2 separate regions of the Homo sapiens genome follow, and region 2 is linked to region 1. A link is a loop called in an ENCODE intact Hi-C map of the cell type or tissue named here. Cell type or tissue: gastrocnemius medialis. All regions are shown on one strand. Links, peaks and the distances in the headings refer to the core of each region. The heading gives the core; the rest is flanking DNA. Region 1 has its middle 20 kb from the start of LINC02606. Region 2 overlaps SPSB1 (splA/ryanodine receptor domain and SOCS box containing 1).

The links. Peaks named below come from ENCODE experiments on the same cell type or tissue, not always from the same donor. Only the 100,000 strongest peaks of a DNase experiment are listed, where the experiment ranks them.
Region 2: it touches region 1 in a loop (2.6-fold over the local background); 16 of 110 quality-filtered maps call a loop at or near these places.

Annotation. Positions count from the first base shown.
Region 1 is chr1:9,445,002-9,453,324 of GRCh38, reverse strand. No RefSeq gene overlaps it. Among named protein-coding and RNA genes, the nearest start is that of LINC02606, 20 kb to the right of the region's middle. In gastrocnemius medialis, for the core only: a CTCF peak has its summit at 4,965 (motif pointing right); DNase peaks (open chromatin) are centred at 3,784, 4,394 and 4,964; H3K4me3 peaks cover 1,119 bases; H3K27ac peaks cover 5,715 bases.
Region 2 is chr1:9,359,514-9,367,796 of GRCh38, reverse strand. SPSB1 (splA/ryanodine receptor domain and SOCS box containing 1) reads right to left here. Exons shown (of 3, transcript NM_025106.4): 3 at 1-349. The coding sequence ends at 222. Among named protein-coding and RNA genes, the nearest start is that of LINC02606, 65 kb to the left of the region's middle. In gastrocnemius medialis, for the core only: no CTCF peak of the experiment used is centred there; a DNase peak (open chromatin) is centred at 4,506; H3K27ac peaks cover 1,779 bases.

The sequences.
Region 1 (8,323 bases), core at 231-8,230:
TGGCTATATGACAAAGAACATACCAAGTTAGTGGGAAGAATAATCTGGATTACCTGGAAAGCCTTCGAAGCATGCCAAGAAGAAACAGAGAATTTGAACCAAACACCTGTTAAAAGAAAAACCTTAGACAAATTATATTTAATAGAGGTTAATTAAGCAAAGAACGGTTTGCGAATCGGGCAGCCCCTAGACCAGAGTAGGCTCAGAGAGACTCCAGCGTAGCCATGTGGTGGAGGAAGATTTATGGACATAAAAAGGAAAGTGATGTACAGAAAACAGAATTAGATACAGAAAGAGTCGGATTGGTTACAGCTGGGTGTTCACCTTATTTGAACCAGGTTTGAACAGTTGACTGCCTTTCATTGGCCAAAACTTGGTGATTGGCACTAGAGTAGGTTGCAGTCTGTTTACATATTCAGTGAGGTGACAGTTTACTATGCACAGAGAAACCCTTAGGGTGAACTTAGAATATGCAAGGAGGCAGAGTTAGGCTACACTTAATTGAACATACCTAAGGGTCACAAGTACACCAGGGCTTTCCAGCAAGTTCCTGATCCCTGTAGAAAGACAAGGTCCACCAAGAACTCGACAGCAACTCAGGGCCAAGGTCGGAGGGCTGTGCTGGTGGAAACACTGCTGTCTGCCAAGTACAGCCCTGACCCACCTGTCCAGCGCTCCTTCCACTGTGCTGTCCTTGGCTGTGCTGGGCTCTGCTTGTTCAGAGCTCACAGACAATCACAACCCTGCATGGGAGGCTCTCCGACTCTGTCTCCTCCTCTCAATGCATTCAAACTCCATTTATTTTCTGCTTCTCTTTCCATCTTCCTGATATTGTCATTGTACTCTCCCATCCTCCCCATCCCTGAAGCTTAGCCAAGAGCCTTTCTTCTCCTACCTCCGTCATCTCCTTCTCTGAAAGCTGATAAATTGCCCAGGCGTGTTTTTGTTTTGTTTTGTTTTTTTGAGACAGGACCTCACTCTATATGGCCCAGGCTGGAGTGCAGTGGCCGGATGATGGCTCACTGCAGCCTGAGCCTCCTGGGCTTAAATGATCCTCCTGCCTCAGCCTTCCAAGTAGCTGGGACTACAGACATGTACCACCACGCCTGGCTAATTTTTATATTTTTTGTAGAGATGGGATTTCTCACTATGTCGCCCAGGCTGGTCTCGAACTCCTGGGCTCAAGCAATCTTCCTGCCTGGGCTCCCAAAGTGCTGGGATTACAGGCATGAGCCCCAGCGCCCGGCCCTCGGGAGTGTTCATCCTTCCCTTGTAAGGTCATTGAAATAGCTTCTTTCCCGTCCCCTAGGCTTCAGCCTGCACAGATGGGTCTCTTTCTTTGCCTTTGTGCATATATATAGTTGTAATCACCCAGCTTAGCGAGTGATGAAATTCATGGGCCCCAATGATAGGACTTAGTTTTCTTGGCCCCTAAGACGCTGCGTACAGGCCTGGGTACACACAACACCACACTGCTCCAGAATGCTGTGGGGTGAGAGAAATGACCTTCTTACCTGTGGAACCAGGTTCTTATTGGGGAACAAAATGTCTTTGTTTAGGAAAATACCCGGCTGAGTGGTGACAGGAGAGGTCCTCATGGGTAGGTGAAAAAGAGACCAAAAAACCAAAAACAAAACCTTCAGTTCTGCATAATGGGAGAACAGGCATTTGGGAAGAGAGAGAAGAAAGAAGGAATATAGGCAGCCCGTGGGTGGGGCCAGAATCCAGTTGACAGAAATGGCTTGAGGAGATTTAAGAACAGGACAAGGTGAATATTCCATTTTAAGTTATTTGTGTTTGTAAATACCCTCTGTATCCTCAGACCTTCAGCAAAGGCTGTGATGCACAGAGACGTCTTTTGTTGTCATTGTTACTATTACTTGCTGATACGGTTTGGCTGTGTCCCCACCCAAACCTCATCTTGAATTGTAGCTCCCATGATTACCACGTGTTGTAGGAGGGACCCGGTAGGAGGTAATTGAATTATGGGGGCAAGTCTTTCCTGAGCTGTTCTCATGACAGTGAATATTATGAGATCTGATGGTTTTCTAAAGGGCCTCACGAGGTCTGACGGTTTTATAAACGGGAAGTTCCCCTGCACAAGCTCTCTTTTTGCCTGCCTCCACGTAAGACATGACTTTTGCCTTCTGCCATGATTGTGAGGCCTCCCCAGCCATGTGGAACTGTGAGTCCATTAAACCTCTTTCCTTTCTAAATTATCCAGTTTTGGATATGTCTTTATCAGCAGCGTGAAAATGGGCTAATACACTTAATTTTCTTTTCTTTTCTTTTTGAGACGGAGTCTTACTCTGTCGCCTCAGCTGGAGTATAGTGGCTCGATCCTGGCTCACTGCAACCTCCACCTCCTGGGTTCAAGTGATTCTCCTGCCTCAATCTCCCAAGTAGCTGGGATTACAGGCCCCCACCACCACACTTAGCTAATTTTTGTATTTTAAGAGAGACAGGGTTTTGCCATGTTGGCCAGGCTGGTCTCGAACTCCTGACCTCAAGTGATGCCCCTGCCTCGGCCTCCCAAAGAGCTGGGATTACAGGTGTGAGCCACTGTGCCTGGCCAATACACATAATTTTCAAATAGAAGGAAAGAGGTGACACCCAGTTTGGGTTGAGGCTGGCATGGAGATGAAGCTACAGGCACAGGCTCAGACAGGATCAGAGCAGGGACAGGGCAAGGCTGGGCTCCAGGGCAGGTGGCAGCCAGGAGAAGAAGCCTTGGGGAGGCTTGGACCTGCTCCAGGGTCTGGGTGCGCTTGAACCCCTCTGGAAGGAGATGATGTCTACGGCTGCCGTCAGGCATGCAGGAATCTGCCTGGACCTGTTTTGAGGTCGGGGCCCTGAGAAAGGCCTGCCACACTTAGTGATCTTAGTGACCGTCTCATCTCATGGACAGTCTGGAGACAGAGATGCCACATGTGGGTCTGCTCCTTCAACAAGCACTTACGGAGCAATGACCGTGTCAGGTATGGTGCCGCAGGGCATGGGGACACAGGGAGAAACCTGCTCACAGATCCACAGTTCTCGTTGCTTCCTAGAATAAGAATCCCTTTCCTCCCTAGAAACCTTTACCAGCTCCTCCTGCCTAAAGGTGAAGTCTACCAAAGTCCACATTCCTGAGTGTGGAAGGTGATCCTTTGCAGCCTGGCCCCAGCTCACCTGTTCAGCCTCCTCCTCCGACACCCTCAGGAAACCCCCTGCCTTCTGGCCCCATCTAATGCATCTTGATGTTCCCAGAATGCATCAGGTAGGCAGCAAAGCCTCTGTTCCCTCTGCTCTTTTCCCCTGGACCTCCCCCACCCATCCGTCAAAGCCAAGTGAGCCATCACTGGCCGTGTGGCTCATCTTGACTTCTCCTTCCCTCTTGCCACCCCACCACTGTCCCCAGGCCCAATAGCCGCCACCATGCGGCTGTTACTGGGCTCCCATGGGGTCTCGGCCTGCAGGGATGGAGTGGGTCATCACAAGTGGTTTTCCTGCACCATCATAAGAGGTGGGCCTTGTCTTATTTATCTCAGTGTCCACCCAGCGCCTGGCACAGTCCACATCTCCTGGATTGAGCTGTTAAGGCAGTGAGGACGGGGAACACGCTCATGTAAGGATGTGGGGTACCTTCTCCAGTGTTGAGAGGACAGGAACATCAGTTATGGCTGCGGCTTCCTTTCTGGCTAACTTTCATCCAGCTCCCAGTAGAAATAGCTCCCTTTGCCCATATCAGAAAACATCTGCTCCCACTAGCTGCCCAGTCATGTACCAACACTATAAATATCCTGGCTGGGTCTCCCCTGCCTTGGCAAAGGGACCAAGAGAACTTGGAAAGAGTGAGCCCCAAGCGAGATGAGGGTGGCGGGAGTGAAGAAGCAGAAATTGCCCAATCTCCCTCTTCTGACGCCCCCAGGCACAGGCTAACAAGGCTTCCCACGTGGGCTCAGACCCCCCCTCCCGCCCCCGCCACCCGCAGGATTCCTGGGAATTCGACAGAGACAGATAAGCATCAGCTACTTTTGGTCTGGTGATTTTCAACAAGATTGTCTGGTGCAAAGACCCAGTTCATCTCTCACCAGCCGATACGTAGTTTGGAACTCAGTCTGAGCCAATCTTCCCAGTTCCAGCAGGATGCCTGCAGGATGGAAAATGACAGGGGAAAAGAGTTGCTTTATGTGCACATTTTAAAAGGAACCATGTAATTCTATGCTCCTTGAAGCTACTTCTTATTTAATAAACTGAAGATCTAAATTCCAAGTAGTATTTTGCTCTAGAACATGCACAGATTTCCAAGGAGGTTAGCGTTTGGGAGAAGAGACCAGAGAAATACTCAGGTTTCATCTAAAAATACAACTGTTCCCCCCACCCCGTGGGGATCACACGCCATGTTTGTGAAACTGGCGTGTGACACAGCAGGTTTGTGGCTACAGCAGAAGGAAACCTCTTCTTTATTCTCCAGGGAATATTCAACACTAACATTGCTGGGTGGGGTGGGGGCTGGTTTGCCCCCAGTCCTAAGATGAAATCTCTCACAGCCATGTGACCTTCCAGCAGCTCTTGGATAAGAAAAATCCTCCGGTCACTTCAAGTCCACAGTGCTCTGTTTGTGACAGGGACCCCTTGAAGTTAAAATTCTTCCCAGCCAGTAGCCTTCCTGTCTGCCGGCCTCCCTCCCACTCCCTGGGCTGCCTGGACTCCTGCAGGGTGAAGTGGGAGGAGGGGCGGTACCCCTGTCAGCCCCCACCATCATTTCCTTTGGCTGTGTAAATATTTCAAGCGAATTTTTCTCCTGTGAGGGGCTGAAGCATTCCTTGGAGACTTCCTGGAAGCTGGGGTGTTGCTCACTTGAGGGGGTGAGGACATCTTCAGCGGACGCCTGGGTTCCCTGGCTCAGCCATTTCTCCTGGTGGCCCCCCTGGGCAGTTCCTTCTCAGGGTCCGTGTCCAGTCCATGGGAAGCACTCATGCATCCTTTGTCCCAGGAGGTGGCACTCTCCCCAGGGAAGCCACCTTTCCTTGTTCTTTTTTTGTTTGTTTGTTTTTGAAACAGAGTCTCGCTCTGTTGCCCAGGCTGAAGTGCAGTGGCACGATCTCGGTTCACTGCAACCTCTGCCTCCCGGGTTCAAATGATCCTCATGCCTCAGCCTTCCTAGTAGCTGAGATTACAGGTGTGCACTGCCACACCTGGCTAATTCTTGTATTTTTGTAGAGATGGGGTTTTGCTATGTTGGCCAGGCTGGTCTTGAACTCTTGCAATCAAGCGATCTTCCCGCCTGGGCCTCCCAAAAATGCTGAGATTACAGGTGTGAGCCACTGCACTCAGCCTCACCTTTTCTTGTTTTGACTTCAGGTCTTCTTGCCTTTAGGATTTCTCAGGCAGGTGACAGACACCAGTTGTCAGGTCCCCAAGCTCTTGGGTACCTCTGACAGCTCTCTGAAGGGTCTCCTTGAAGTCCTTCTTACTAGGCCCCCCTTGTTTCATCCACAGCAGGGACGGGATGGGGAAGAAAAGTACCCCAGCATCCAAGCACTGTCTCAAAAGAAGTTCTGTCGGCCAGGCGCAGTGACTCACGCCTGCAATCTCAGCATTTTGGGAGGCTGAGACAGGCGGATCACCCGTCAGGAGGTCAAGAGTTTGAGACCAGCCTGGCCAACATGGTGAAACCTCGTCTCTACTAAAAATACGAAAAAATTAGCTAGGCGTGGTGGCAGCCGCCTGTAATCCCAGCTACTCAGGAGGCTGAGGCAGGAGAATCCCTTGAACCTCGGAGGTGGAGGCTGCAGTGAGCCAAGATAGGCGTCACTGCACTCCAGCCTGGGCACTAAGAGCGAAACTCTGTCTCAAAAAAAAAACAAACAAAAAGTCATCTCTCATTCTAACCTCTCTTGACCTTGCCACCTTCTGCCCTAGGGGCGGTCACAGGTTCCCGGAAGCCTCTTTGCAGGCCCCGGTGAGCTGGTTCAGTACCTCACTTCAGAACATTGGAGTTGTTGGCACCTACTGGTTTGTTTTCCGCCTCAGGAGTTTTGCCAGAATTGAAACAGTATCTTTTTTATTTTTATTTTTTGAGACAGAGTCTTGCTCTATCTACCCAGGCTGGAGTGCAGCGGCTGGATCTCAGCTCACTGCAACCTCTGCCTCCTGGGTTCAAGCAATTCTCCTGCCTCAGCCTCCCAAGTAGCTGAGTTTACAGGCATGTGCCACCACACCTGGCTCATGTTTGTATTTTAGTAGAGACAGGGTTTCGCCTTGTTGCCCAGGCTGGCCTTGAACTCCTGATCTTGGGTGATCTGCCTGCTTCAGCCTCCCAAAGTGCTGGGATTACAGGCGTAAGCCACTGTGCCCAGCCAAAACAGAATCATTTTTAACGTCTTGTTCCATTATATTTGCTGAAGGTAGCAGGACCAGGAGATAGTTGTAATAGCATAGCTGGTCTTCTTTGGTTTATTGATATTCTAGGCATTTCCAGTGTCCTACTGGAAGCTACTAGTGGCTTCAAAAGTTGCTGGTCACCTCATGGTCATAAATGGCTGCCGCTGCTCTGGGAATCACACCCAGAGTCAAGGTAGGAAGAAGGGGAAGGGGCATTTCTAGTCCTATCTGTCTCTTATTGAAGAAAAGCAAGACCTCTCCTCGAGGGCCTTTGGAAGGCATGCACGTGTGTGTCCTTTGGTAGAACTGGGCCAGGTGCATCTGGCTTTCCCAGCCTCCTGAGTGGAGATGGCAAGCGAGAAGGGGGTTGGGAACAGTGATGTGTTAGTCAAGCTATAGCATCAGCATCACTGGGCAGCTCACATGAACCAAGGTGCTGGCTGTTCCCCGGGAATGCCTTTCCCATCCTTCCCACCCTCCTCCTCATTACCAAATACTATTAATGGACTCACATGAATGACACTGTATAGATAACACTTTGAATGCAGGAAATCAGGCTCCATTGTCAACGGGCTCATCCTAATTCGAGTAGAGTCCTTACACAGACATTGATGCAAACACCACACTTTTTACTACTGTGGCCCATATCATTGAAGTGGAATTTAAACCTTGACTCAGGAAAATTCAGATATTACAAAGTGAGCTGGGTGTACTGGAATGCACCTCAAGGCTTGAAAACATGTCTCGGCCAGGCGTGATGGCTCACACCTGTAATCCCAGCACTTTGGGAGGCCAAGGTGGGTGAATCAACTGAGGTCAGGAGTTCGAGACCAACCTGGCCAACATGGCGAAACCCCATCTCTACTAAGAATATTAAAAAAATTAGCCAGGTGTGGTGGTGCATGCTTGTAATCCCAGCTACTTGGGAGTCTGAGGCACGATAATTGCTTGAACCCAGGAGGCAGAGGTTGCGATGAGCCGAAATTGTGCCACTGTACTCCAGCCTGGGTGACACAGCGATACTGTATATTAAAAAAAAAAAAAAAAAAAGAAAAGAAAAAAAAAAAGAAAACGTGTCTCAAACCATTAGGACGGAAGTGGGGGGTGGTCTCTGCAACACTTCATCAAAAATTAGATGTAGCTTTAATGTTTTTTGTGGAAATTTAGCTTCATTTGTATTTGGTTGTGTGTAGACCTTTTCTAGAGAGAACTGTATGAACTCAACTACTGAGTTGTATGAATTCAACTACTGCGTTGAATTTCTGGTCTAAAATTAGTTTTTGAGTCAGATTTCTCTCAGAGCCCGAAGGATTCCCTGAAAGTAGACTAGGTGCACTTTCCTTCTAGTTCAGTGCTTTTTTTTCCCTTTATTTTTACATTTCTATTTATTTATTTATTACTCGTTTCTTTTTTGAGACGGAGTCTCGCTCTGCCACCCAGGCTGGAGTGCAGTGATGTGATCTTGGCTCTCTGCAACCACCACCTCCCAGGTTCAATCGATTCTCTTGCCTCAGCCTCCTAAGTAGCTGGGACTACAGGAGCACGCCACCACGCCCAGCTAATTTTTGTATTTTTAGTAGAGATGGGCTTTCACCATGTTGGCCAGGCTGGTCTCAAACTACTGACCTCAAGTGACCTGCCCGCCTCGGCCTCCCACAGTGCTGGGATTACAGGCCTGAGCCACCGCGTCGGCCCCTTCTGTTCTTCCTATGGCCCTCACATCACTGACCATCTGCTGTGGGTAAATCAGGGTTGCTCTGTGCTTCAGTTTACTTACTGCAACCAGAAGGATAATCATAGCCTCAGTATTGATAGGGTTGATATACGGTTGTTTTATTTAAGCCACGTATTTCTTTTATTGTAAGTTTAATTATAATACTAGTTATTAACAAATCATGTCGCCCCATGAAACAGTCTGTCTTCTTAAAAATATATGAAAATGGCTACATCCAGA
Region 2 (8,283 bases), core at 1-8,000, 85 kb after region 1:
GGATGCTGCCTTCTGCTGATGTCGGGAAGGGGGAAAGAGGAGCCTGTGTTGGAATCGGTCCTTGTCCCATGGAGGCAGCCACGGAGGATGAGGGAAGACCAGGGACCTCTGTCCATGGCTACGGATGCCGGTCCAAGGTGCAGGGTGCGGCGGCCCCAGCGGCAGGCGGCTCAGTGAGTTGGCACCAGGTGGCTGTCGCGCTGGCGGTATGATGGCGAACGTCACTGGTAGAGGAGGTAGGCCTTGAGGGAAGCCGGCAGCGGCAGCGTGTGGATCTCCCCCAGGCGCTCCCTCCCCAGGGCCAGGCGCACCGAGCGACGGCACAAATCCATGAGCGGCAGCGGCTCGGCTGGGGAGACAGAGAAACTGCAGGTCAGCGCAGCTTGGGTGGGTGTTCAGCAAACAGCGCTAACCACAGCAGCAATATTATCACTGATTAGTATTCACTCAAATCAGTAAAGAAACAATGAAAAATGCAATGCTTTTTCATTTTAAATTTAGCATGTGAATAGCTGCCACCAGGAGCCCACCCTGGGCTGGGCACCTGGGCGAGCCCTCTGCTAACACTCATTTAATCCTCACAGTGGTTTCTTATGAATGACTTAATAGTCACAGAGACACCATTACCTTCATCCCCATTTTACAGATGAGGAAACTGAGGGACAGAGTCTAAATGACTTGCCAGGGGTCGCCCTGCTGGCAGGAGATGCAGCTAGGATTCGAACCCAGGCGATCCCTGCTCTTCCCCACTGGTGACTCTGCCTGTCCAGGCAAGCAGCTGCCATTGGGGCCTGTCGGTCGGAACACATGGGAGCCAGCTCTTCCTGGCACGCACCCCCAGCACTAGCTTCAGGAAGGGAATCATTTTCTGTTACCAGCTGCTCTCAGATACCATTCTCACCTCTGTTTTAAAGCTGAAGACTAGCTGGGCATGGTGGTTCACGCTGGTAATCCCAGCATTTTGGGAGGCCAAGGTGGGTGGATCATTTGAGGCCAGGAGTTCAAGACCAGCCTGGCCAACATGGTGAAACCCCGTCTCTACTAAAAATACAAAAATTAGTTGGGCGTGGTGGTGTGTGCCTGTAATCCCAGCTACTCAGGAGTCTGAGGCAGGAGAATCGCTTGAACCTGGGAGATGGAGGTTGCAGTGGGCTGAGATCACGCCACTGCACTCTAGCTGGGCGACAGAGCAAGACTCGGTCCAAAAAAAAAAAAAAAAGAACTGAGGACACACAGGCACAGAGGGGACACCCAGTGTGCCAAGGTTCAGGGCTGGGATCTGAATCCAGGCAGCCTGGGCCCAGCGTCCATGCCCTTAGCCACTAACCATGCTGCAAAGGAAGACATGGCAAACCCTGTCCTGAATCATACGTGACAGGCCTGGCTGGCCCCACGGCCTGAAGGTGTCATTTCTGTGCCACATGGAGACAGAGAAACCCCGGGTGTCTGTGCTTCTGTCTGACAGTGAGGCTGAGGGCCCAGGCCAAGCTCAGGCCCCAGGAAACTGGAAATGCCAGCCCAGTTTCAGCTGATCCCCCAGAGCTGCCTGGGCCTTCTCCCCGCAACTGCCCCAGGCACATGGGGCTCTCTCACAGCCAGGGGAACTTGGGCAGAGCTGCCTCAGGCCCCAGGGTTACAGAGCGCTTCCAGCTGCAGCCTCCCAGGCACCTCCATCCTGTGTTCCCAGAGCGCCCAGCCTTGCCTTCCTACAAAGGAGGCTGAGTTCATTCAGCTGCATCTCAGATGAGCCGTCAGCTTCAGATCTCAGGAGTCTGAAACTCATGCCTTCCAAGGCTTCTGAGCGTTGGAAGGCTGCGCGGCCCTGCTCGCCCGCTTCGCCAGAGCAGACCCCTCTTTGCTCTCTTTCCTGAAACCAGGTAGGAGTGAGCACACCTGGACCTTCGTGGGGCCGCCCACGCTGTTCTGCAGATGGAAAGCCCTGAAACTAATGGATCTGAGGCTTCATCCACGGTCTCCCCTTGACTTTGAGACTCCTTTGTGAGCAAAATAGCCCCCAAAACTAAAAGGAACCCGCAAAACTCCATCCTACCAGTAAAAAGTGGATTAAAGTTCTTTAATATTCACCAATGTGTCTCAAATATACGAAAATCAATTACTGAAGACCAAACACTACGGGTGGGGCATGGCAGAATGGAGAGAGGCTGCTTATGGGTATAGGGTTTCTTTTTGGGGTGATGAAAATGTTCTAAAATTGTTTCCTACATCTCACCACGCAAGAGGCCACTGAATTGGATACTTTAATGGGTGAATTGTAAGGTATGTGAATTATAGCTCAGTAAAGCTGTTACAAAATAGAAGAATGGACCTTAGGCTTGATAATGCATTTACTAAACCCCAAGCTTTAAAAGAAGAGGGACCAGGTCAGGCACAGTGGCTCATACCTGTAATCCCAGCACTTTGGGAGGCCAAGGACAGAAGACTGCTTGAGCCCAGGAGTTTGAGACCAGCCTGAGCAACATAGGGAGACCTCATCGCTACAAAAAATAAAAATCAGCCAGGACTTGGGAGACTGAGGCGAGAGGATCGGTTGGGCCCAGGAGGTCAAGGCTGCAGTAAGCTGTGATTGTGCCACTGTATTCCAGCCTGCGTAACAGAGACCTTGTCTCAAAAATGAAAACAGGCCAGGTGTGGTGGCTCACGCCTGTAATCCCAGCACTTCGGGAGGCCGAGGCCGGCGCATTACCTGAGGGCAGGAGTTCAAGACCAGCCTGGCCAACATGGTGAACCCTCATCTCTACTAAAATTAGTATACAAAAATGAGCCAGGCATGGTGGCATGGGCCTGTAGTCCCGGCTACTCGGGAGGCTAAGGCAGGAGAATCACTTGAACCTGGGAGGTGGAGGTTGCAGTGACCCGAGATCACACCATCGCACTCCAGCCTGGGGTGACGGAGCAAGACTCTGTCTCAGAAAAACCAACAACAACAACGACAACAACAACAACAAAACAACAACAAAAAAACCCCAAAACTGAAAAAATAAATAAACAAAAGAAGAGGGACCACTGCTCTTCATCCCCCATGGACGGTCACAGCCACAGCTCCTGACAAGGAACTGAAATGTTCTGTATTTTTAATGGAGAATTTTGAAAGGGGGCCTTTCGTGGCCAGCTTAGGATGATTAAGAGGAGCTCTGATTGGAGACGAATGGAGGAATGAAATAACCTTGGGTTCTTTAAGGTCAAGGATCCCACAGACCCCTCGTGATGGGGTGGGACTGGGTTCCACCCACCCGGCTCCTCACAGGGTTGGGTTTCCCTCGGGTAAAACACCCAGCCTGGTGACTCCAGACCCTGCCCCGCAGCCTGACCTGGAGCACATCCCTCCGTCTGCCCGGACTTGTTTCCCCATCTGTAAGACACGGAATCCAGACCAGATTCTCCCCAAAGTCCCATGCAGCCAAGATCCTGAAGGCCAGAAGTGCTTATCGCAGCCTGTGGTCTGGCCTGGCTGTCGGGAGTAGGTCTTCTGCACAGAGGAGTGGGGAATTTGCAGGTGTGTTCTCTTCTCTGCTTGGGAGCGCGCCTGCATCTGGCCTGCATCAGGGCCAAGGGGTCTGGGCTGCCCTGAGCTCCCTCCCGGGAGAATGTGGCTCAGCCCCCGCCGGAAAGTGGAGGGGCTCTCCCTCGTGGCTGGAAAGCACCTGAGAAAGCTCCAAGAGCCACTGAATGTGGCCCAAGAGCCCTGCCAGGCTGCAGCAGTGAGGGCTGAGAGGGAGTTCAGTCACTACCCTCTTGGTGTAACGGGTTTCCAATCAACCCATGAAGAAATGTTTCTAGGCTGGACGCGGTGGCTTATGCCTGTAATCCCAGCACTTTGGGAGGCCGAGGTGGGTGATCACCTGAGGTCAGGAGTTTGAGACCAGCCTGGCCAGTGTGGCAAAACCTCATCTCTATTAAAAATACAAAAATTAGCTGGGTGTGGTCGTGCATGCCTGTAGTCCCAGCTACTTGGGAGTTTGAGGCAGGAGGATTGCTTGAACCTGGGAGGCAGAGGTTTGCAGTGAGCTGAGATTGCGCCACTGCACTACAGCCTGGGTGACAGAATGAGACTCCATCTCCAAAAAAAAAAAAATTTTCTAAAACTGCAGAGGCCCACATGAGCCCCCAGCTCCATCCAGTGCCTTATTTTGAGTGGCTGACACCGCAGCCCCAGCCCCAGCCATGGCCTGTGGGGCACCAGTCGTGTGCCTGATGGGGACTGTGACCCCAACCTACAGATAGGGAAATGGGCTTGGGGAGGTGAGAGTTACAGGTCCAAGGTCTGAGAGCCATGGACTCCAAAGGGATGAGGCCCTCCAGCTGCCACAATCCATCCCCTGTGAACGCAGCTGTGTGGGGTAGAGGACTTGCCACAGCCTGGCCATCTCTGGATCTCACTGAATAAACCAGTTAGGGATGGGTCATGGGATCCACCAAGACGGGCTAGAGAAGTGGCAGTGAATGGCTGCAGTGATGTGTTATGAGCTGAAAATAGGACCAGAGTCACCCAGGCATCCTGTGAATGGGTCTCTTCTCTGGGTCCTCAAGTACATAAACAGGTCACGCCTCCTTGATCTTGCAGGAGGAAACTGATGGCGCATAGGGCCCGGTCTAACTGCTTTCCAAAGGCTGGGCAGAGACCAAGAATGCATGGCCACAGAAACAGACGTGGGCTTCGTGCCGTGAAAAAATGCCCAGCCCCCATTTCAGCTGGTCACTACCAGTACCAGGGAGTTCTCCCCAACCTCCACACTCTTGACTGGGGGCTGCCAGCTTTGCACCCAGCTCCAGCCACAAACCCAGGTGCCTGCTGAAATCTACCGAGGGGGTGGGCACCTGCACTGTGGCCTGGGGCCTCTGGCTGCTATGCCCATCCCCAGGAAGCTTAGGCGCTCATTCATTTAAATAATTTCTGTGAATGAGAGTGCAATGCTGAATGAGCAGCAAAGAAATCAGGAAGTCAATCAGGCGCTATTTCTGGGAGCAGAAGCCTGAGGAACTGGAAGAGACAGTGCACCAGCTTCCACATTTCTGTGAGAAACGGCTACCTGGTGGCCCACGTGAACATGCACAGCCCCAGAGCCCCAACCCACAACTGTCTCACTGTTCCCCGAGAGATTTCAACCCAACTCAAGCCTCAAGAGTGTGGTGCTGTGCCCAGTTCACGGGCTGAGTGAACGAGCTGCAGAACGGTGAGGTCAAGGAAAAATGTTCCGCATCAGAGAATGCCCCGGCTTCCGCAATGTCCTCGCTGACAGCTGTCATGGCTCCTGTGGCTGGCCCTGCAAGCAGCTTGTGGGGACCACGCTCCAGGACATGGATTCTAGAATGTCACGGGTCGGGTGGCCATCATAGGATGTGTGTGTGTTTTCCTCTACACTACGCAGTTCTTACGAAAGAGCACAGCCAAACACAACGTGGAGCCTTTGTCCTTGTCAACTGGGGAAGGACGCCTGAGATCCACCTAGGTGATCAGACACCCTTGGTCCCCTATCCCCCCCAAACTCTGAGAGCCTGCGGTCCTCATATGACCAGAACTTCTGGAGGGTGTGGGGAATAGGGTCTGGGACAACCCCTCCCCGACATGGAAGGAAGGAAGGAAGGGAGGGAGGGAGGGTGGGTGGCCCTGGTGGCGGTGTATCAGTCTCCCGATGAGTAGCTCCCGGCAGAGTCCAGCTGGAGTGGAGTGCAGGAAGGAGGCACCCGGGAGGAGGCTCTGATCTTGAGGAGACGAGCTGACCTTCCCTGAACCTTCAACCACGACAAACCACACCAAACCCATCTGGGAGCCGTTAAAGAAAATTCGAAAATGCTGAACTGCATGGAAGATGCCTCCTCAGTGGGAGATGTCTTTAAAGCAGTGGGGGTAGAGCCAGAGGACCCACAAGGTCAGGGGCTCCCCCTGGACAGCCTGCCAGCCTGCTGCTTGCAAACAGGCCTTTCCACATCTCCAGGGAGGGTGGCGGGCAGGCCCGGGGTCAGGCCAGGCCCTGTGTCTCCCCACTCAGCAATGGCCATCTCCACTCCTGCCCTCCAGGAGAGAGAGGGAGAGTGACACAGCAGCCTCTCTGGCTGCATCCTCAGCACAAGGCCTTGTGCCTCGAGCCTTGAGGAGGAATCAGAGCACGGGGCCTGTGGCCCCAGCAGGCTGGACAGTGGGGAGGCCGCACAGGGAAACGTCGAGAACTCAGTACCCCTACTTCCGCCCGGCCACGGCCCCAGTGTAGAAGCCGGGACTCTGCTGCGGGGGGGTTCTGCCTGGCATGCAGGAAAGAGGCCACAGGGGACAGTGGGCTGGGAGACCCCCGGGAAGGCACACACGCAGGCAAACTGCTGGAGCTGCCCTACAAACAGCTGCCCCTCGTGGAAGTCGAATCCAGGGGTGGTGGGGACACTGATGATTCTCCAGATATCCCAGGGAGTGGAACTACCTCCACCTCCAAGACAGAGACAGCAAAGCCCCAGATCAGGTCTGCCACCAAGAAAACAGATCCGGCTGGGCATGGTGGCTCACGCCTGTAATCCTAGCACTTTGGAAGACCGAGGCAGGAGGACCACTTAGGAGCCCAGGAGTTTGAGACCAGCCTAGGCAACATAGTGAGACCCCATCTCTAAAAAAAAAAAAAAAAAAAAAAAAAAAGAAAATGACAGATCCAGCCATGCCTGGCCAGAGCCTCCATCTGTCATGCTCTGCTCCCGGGCAGACCCTGGGATTCGATCTCACCAGGACACCCCCCTTCTTTAGTTGTATTGGAAGGCAAAGCCAACTCTCCCGGGACGGGGGACTTGGGTGGGCTCTGACCTCACTATGGGCACCCCAGCATCGGTAGGGGTGACGTGAGAGGATGGAGCTCCGGGCTCATCTTTCACCCCCCACAGGTGGCAGCACAGGGAGAGGAAGGCCTCATGGAGATGGTCTACACTGGCTGCCTCCACATCTGAAGCGGGTTGACCAGTGTCCTCCAATTCATGTTTGCCCAGAACTTCAGAGTGGAGCCTTATCTGGAAACAGGGCCTTGCGGATGTACTTCATTATGACGAGGGCATAGTGGATTGGGGTGGGCCCTGAATCCAATGGCTGGTGTCCCTCTAAGAAGAGGAGGGGCCACGGAGAGACACATACACAGGTGGAGCACCCTGGGGAAACAGAGGCTGGGACTCAGGGAGGCATCTACAGACCAAGGGACGCCAAGGATTCCCGGCAGCCCCCAGGGGCGAGGGGAGGCATGGGGCGGGCTCCCCCTCAGAGCTCGGAGGCAGTCGAGCCCGCTACCATCCTGATCGCAGACACCTGGCCTCCTGAGCGCTTCTGCTGTTTTCAGCTGTCCTGCTTGTGGTAATGTGTTCAGCAGCTCCAGGAGACGAATACCCTGTCTGTCTTCCTCCAGCCACTCCATCAGGCTCCTCCCGTGCCCCCTGACCCAAGTGACTCTCCTCAAGGTCAACTGCCAATTCCTTGTTGCCAAAGCTGATGGACGGTTCTCAGCCGTCCATGTACTTGACCTGCTGCTACTTTGCCCTTCTGAAAGCCCCTTCCTCACTTGGCATCCAGGACACCAAAATCTACTGGGTCCCTTCAGCCCCCACCCTCCTGGCCTCTAAGCAGGGCTCAGCCTCAGCCCTCTTCTCCTCGCTCTCTAGCCCCTACTTCTGGTGACCTCACCCAGGGTGGCAGCTCTGAAGTCGCCTATGTGCAGACAACTCCCCCACTGACCGCTCTCTGAGACTAGGCTTGCAGGGCCCCCTGGATGTGTCGAAGAAGCGTCTCAAATTTAACACCTGCTCCTCCTTTGGGCTTTCCCATCTCGGGTCAGCAGCCCCCGCCTTCACCTGCTCAACCCAAACAATGCAAGTCACCTTGCTGCTTCCCTTTCTCGTCACATCCGGTCCATGGATGAGCCCATTCCAAAGAGTCCCGGAACCGGGCCGCCCCCGCCACCCACCCCCCCGGCTTCCATCCTGGCCCAAGCTCCCATCACCTCTCACCGGGACAAGCCTGGCTCGTCCCTGGCCTGGCCTCTCAGAGGCCACTCTTGCCTCTGCCATCCATTTCTATAGAGCAGCCAGAATGATACTTTTTTTTTTTTTTTTCCCAGAGACGGAGTCTTGCTCTGTTGCCCAGGCTAGAGTACAGTGGTGCAATCTCAGCTCACTGCAACCTCCACCTCCCGGGTTCAAGCAATTCTCCTGCCTCAGCCTCCCAAGTAGCTGGGATTACAGGTGCATGCCACCACGCCCGGCTAATTTTTGCATTTTTAATAGAAATGGGGTTTCACCATGTTG